2 separate regions of the Mus musculus genome follow, and region 1 is linked to region 2. The links are chromatin loops, found by intact Hi-C in ENCODE. Cell type or tissue: left cerebral cortex. All regions are shown on one strand.

What was found. A loop is a pair of places that touch in the nucleus more often than their neighbours do. Peaks named below come from ENCODE experiments on the same cell type or tissue, not always from the same donor. Only the 100,000 strongest peaks of a DNase experiment are listed, where the experiment ranks them.
Region 1: a loop joins it to region 2, with 2.2 times the contacts of the local background. A loop is called at or near these places in 1 of 42 quality-filtered maps.

Annotation. Positions count from the first base shown.
Region 1 is chr3:122,810,022-122,812,521 of GRCm38, forward strand. All of the region lies in intron 11 of Pde5a (phosphodiesterase 5A, cGMP-specific), which reads left to right. Among named protein-coding and RNA genes, the nearest start is that of 4930447N08Rik, 9.3 kb to the left of the region's middle. In left cerebral cortex, no CTCF peak of the experiment used is centred here; a DNase peak (open chromatin) is centred at 1,175.
Region 2 is chr3:122,358,115-122,360,614 of GRCm38, forward strand. No RefSeq gene overlaps it. Among named protein-coding and RNA genes, the nearest start is that of Gm4610, 33 kb to the right of the region's middle. In left cerebral cortex, no CTCF peak of the experiment used is centred here; a DNase peak (open chromatin) is centred at 1,445.

The sequences.
Region 1 (2,500 bases), 450 kb after region 2:
CAGCTCTGATTTCAACAAAGATTTTAGTTCATCACTTGCTGAAGATGCATCTAGAGTTTGTCTCTATACAATCCTATTAGGAAATTCATAAATTCTCTTGTTTTCTAATCATGGTTTGAACCAAAAATATGCTCAGAGCCTCTACAGTGTGTATATGTACACACACACACACACACACACACACACACACACACACACATCCTTCTGAAGCAGGAGGAAGCAGCTAGCTGACCTTGTGGTTTCTGCCCATTACATGTGGCATGGTGGTTACTGCTAGTTCCACAAAAAGGCATTTCATTGAAGATAACCACAGTGACCACGTAAATGTCATTGACTATAGATGGCCTCTCTGAATGCAGTGGCTCTAATATTTTTACATCCATCAGAATCACTTGGAAAGCTCCTTGGAACACATAGATGGCCTGGGACCACTCCTGGCTTTTCTAGTTCAATATTTCTGTGTTTACATTTCTCCTTTGATAGCCCACAGAGAACCTCCTTGTGTCAAAGATGTTAGTATGTTGAGGTGAGGGCTCTGGGTAGGCACCATGTACATTGGCTTCTCCATGTTCAAATACTGGTTTCTCTGCCCCCATATCTTGTTGCAATCTGGACTTGGCACTGTATTTCCTGTTTCTAAGTTTGTAGAAATATCGTTTCCCATTTATTCTCTGACTTGTCAATCAAAGCTAGCCAGCCAATGGCTGGACAGAAGAGAGAATAAGGCAGGATTTCCACCAGACAGGGGGTGGGGAGAGAGAGAGGAAGATGGAGAGGGAGAGAGAATTGGCCTTGAGGAAGGGGTCAGGGAGACATCATGGGAGACCATACCTGAGGCCCAGAGAGCCAGACCGTTACTAAAATGCAAGTATCTCATGAATTTTGGCTGGGAAGTAGCCAGATAAGCTTAGAGGATTAGAATAAATCAATGACTGCCCAGGTACTGTGCAGTAAAGCTTGATTATATAATTCTAGTAGATTCAGTTTCATTCAGTTGGGATAGCTGGAGATAGAGAAATCCTGCCACTTTTAAAATTCCTATTGCAGTGAGTGTTGCAAGAGTAACCATTGTCAAGCTCGGTTCTCTGGTAAGATGAAGCATCCTTTTGATAAAGGGCCACGAGTGGGATAGCTGGATCTGGAGGTGGATTGACTCAACTTTCTGAGGAACAACCCACTGATATCTGAGGAATAACTATGCTGGTTTCCATAGTAGCTGTACACAGTTTTCACTCCCACCAGCAATGGAGCAGCGTTCCCCTTACTCTCCAGCTCAAGCTGTCATTTGTTTCATGGATCTTAGCCGTTCTGACAGATGCAGCGTGAAACCTCAGAGTAGTTTTGAGATGGCTGAGGATATTGAACATTTCTTTCTGGTGTGCTCTTCAGTTATCAATATGCGATTTTGCCGATGCTTTTGTGTAGACTCAGTACTATGAACACGCCTCTTAGAATCACTTTCCTTGTGTCCACTGATTTTGGATTTGTTGTGTTTTCAGTTTTGTTGTTGTTGTTGTTTGTTTTTGTTTTGTTTTTGTTTTTTGAGACAGGGTTTCTCTGTATAGCCCTGGCTATCCTGGAACTCACCTTATAGACCTCGAACTCAGAAATCCACCTGCCTCTGCCTCCTAAGTGCTGGGATTAAAGGCGTGCACCACCACCGTCCAGCATGTTTTCAGTTTTATTAAACTCTAGAAAGTTTTTAGTTTCTGTCTTAATTTTTGTCTCGACCCACTTTTTTCTCAGTCGTGAGCTGTCCAGTTTCCATCAATTTGTAAGATTTTTGTTGTTTCTGTTGTTAATATCCAGCTTTAATCTCTGGTTTTCAGATAGAATGCAGGATGTTATTACCGTTTTCTCGTATCTCTTATACTTGGTTTGTGTCCAAGCATGTGGTCAGTTTTGGAGAAAGCTCCATGAGATGCTGAGAAGAAGGTATATTCTTTTGTGCTTGGGTGGAATGTTCTGTAAATATCTGTTTATAATATTGGTTTATATCGTCATTTAGCTTTGGCATCTCTCTGTTTAGTGTTTGTCTGGATTACCTGTCTGTTGGTGAGAGCTGGGTATTGAAGTCTCCCACTGTCCATGTGTGAGGGTCAGTGTGTGATTTAAGCTATAGTCGTGCTTATTTTGCTAATTTGGCTGCCTTTGTGTTTGGGGCAGAGGTGTTAAGAATTATAATGTCCTCTTGGTAGATCGTTCTTTAGGTGTGTAAGGCCTTTCTTTCCTATCTCTTCTGATTAGTTTTGGCTTTAATTCAGATATTAAAATGACTGCACCAGCTTGCCTCAGGTCAGTTTACTTGGAATATCCTTTTCTATCTTTGTACCCTAAGGTGATGTGAATCCTTGATATTAAGGTGTGTTTCTTGGATGAAGCAGAAAGATGGACTATTTTTTCATTCATCCTGTTAGTGTATGTGTGTGTGTTTTAAATTGGAGAATTGAGATCATTGATGTTGAGAGATATCTATGGGAGTTGCTGGTGTTTGTTGATT
Region 2 (2,500 bases):
TGTGCCATTACAGGAGCCCATCCAATGTTAATTACTTCTCAAAGTTCCACCTCCAATACCATTAGTATATAAATATGGAAATTGTATTTCCAACACATGAACCTAGACTCTTGCTGGGCAAGGGTAGGCTCTGTCACTGAGCTACGTCCACAGTTCACCAACAGGTGACTCTTTGAGGACATATTCAAACCATAGCAGAAACTACCCCAGAACCGGTTAGTTTGAGAGCCCATAAGGTGGCTGCCATGGCTTATTGTCTTCTAGCCACAATCCATACAATCTCCCCAGCACACTGAGTTACACCTGGCCTGTGGGACCATATCAGTATGGCAGAGAGGAGGGGAGAGTGGAAGTGACTGATGGTGTTGTGGACGGTCTATCAGATTGTCCTGGGGGATAACAACCCTCTGCTTTAAGGATGTGCTTGCGTCTGTGGAGAGACTGATTTAGAGATGACCTGAGGGTCCCTGATGTCAGTTTCCCCATGAAGTGAGCATGGTCCTCGTGGGAACAGATGCAGATGGCTGCAGCTCTAGCTAACTTGTTCCATCACCCTCATGAGCCAGAACCAAATTCCCGGCCACAGACACTGTGAGAGAGAATAGACTATTAGTATAGCCTTTGTCCACTGAGTTTTGAAGTTATTCACTTTTGTACTCAGAAATATTCAAGTTAAGAACATGGGTCTTCTAATAGCCAATCCAGAAATCCCTTTTCTTTTTCAATTTATCACTATCCTAAAGGTTTTAATTGTCGTATGTGTGTATTCATATGTGAAGTTGGGTACATGTATGTGGGCACATGCCACACGGGCCAGAGGACACCTTGGGTGTCATTCTCCGGAACGATCTACTTTGGCTCTGGAAGCCACTTCACTGGCATAGAGCTTACCAAGTAGGCAAGGCCAGGTAGCCAGCAACCCCCAGGTCCCTCCTGTCTCTTCCAACTGCTGGGGCCACAAGTGGGCGTTCCCACATCAGCAGTTTTAACACATGTTCTGAGAGTTGGATTTAGACCCTTAGCTTGCACACTAAGAATGTTACTGACCAAGCTATCTCCCCAGTCTCCTCAAAAGTTCTTGCTACAGAAGTGATTAAGTAACTTTATTAATATTAGATAAAGAAATGTAGCATTATATGATTCAATAAAATACATTGTATGTTTTTAAAAGGATGAATGGTTAGGAAAGATGTTTGCAAAGTTACGCAGACTATTTCTTTTCTTTCCAAGTCTCAATAGGAAGGAGGTGGCATTTCATGGTGTCCCTTCAATCACTTTCTTTATATGGTGGCATTTTGGCAGAAGGGTTTCTTTCCTGGGTGGTAGCATTTCTGAAATAGCTGTATGTGGGTTGTATTTGTTTGTTTTCTAAATAGTAGGCTTACAAAAACTCCCTTGTTTCAACTTGTAAAACAGTGTACTTCAGCAGAAGCGCACAGTTCCTGCCAGCGTCTAAATGCAAGAGACTTAGTGCCAGTGAGCGTGTTCTCAGATCCATTTAGCTTAGGCAAGGACAAAGACAGGCATGGAATCCGTGTGGGTAATGAACTGCCTCTCTTAGGTGTAAATTCCATTTTGAACAGACCCAGATGCTCAAGTGACCGGGAGATGATAGAACCTGGCAGATGGCGAGAAGTGAGGCTGAGTCCCCGAGAGTACTGGTTTCAATCACAGCCCACACAGGAACACTTAACTGAGACTTAACTGAGACCTGGGGAATTATTAGGAACAATTAGCACCCCACCCAAGGCCCCTCATACAGCCTAAAACTGCAGCCTTTGCCTTCTTCCCAGGCTCCACCCTGATCTATGGAAGTTACCGTAGAGCCCAGGGGATAACAGAGGACGGGCCACAGCCCAGCAAGTGTGATGTCCCTCACTCAGACTCTTCTCTCCGCAAAAATCTTCAAGCTGCCACATTGCTTTTTCAGAAAGATGTCTTCATTGGCACAGGTTGCATCAACCACACCCTCACGGCTGGTACCCTGGGTGAACCGAAAGGATGATAAAAGGTCAGAAATGCTGGTAAGAGGTGCTGAGTCAGCACTTCTCCCTAGACCACGGTATATGATGTGATTCGGGAAGCTATCCGGGTTCCAATTCAAATCTGGACTCTATCACTTAATATCTGTATCACCTCAGCAAGTTAGTTTTCAAATCTGCCCAGAGGCACCCCTGAGACCACTAATTCTCAACCTTTCCAGCACCCCGTTTAATACAACTCCTCATGTTACGGTGACCACCCCCAACCATAGACTTGTCTTTATTGCTACTTCATAGCTATAGTTTTGTGACTGTTATGAATCATAGTATAAATATCTTATATTCAGGATATCTGATATGGGAACCCTGTGAAAGGGGTGTTCAATTCCTGAAAGGGTCATGACCCACAGGTTGAGTACCACTTAGAGTGTGACCGAGAGGGCTACCTTTAAGAATAAGACAATAGCGACCTGTTGTTGTATACTTGCTATGTGCCAGGCGGTAGGTGTGGGTTTAGT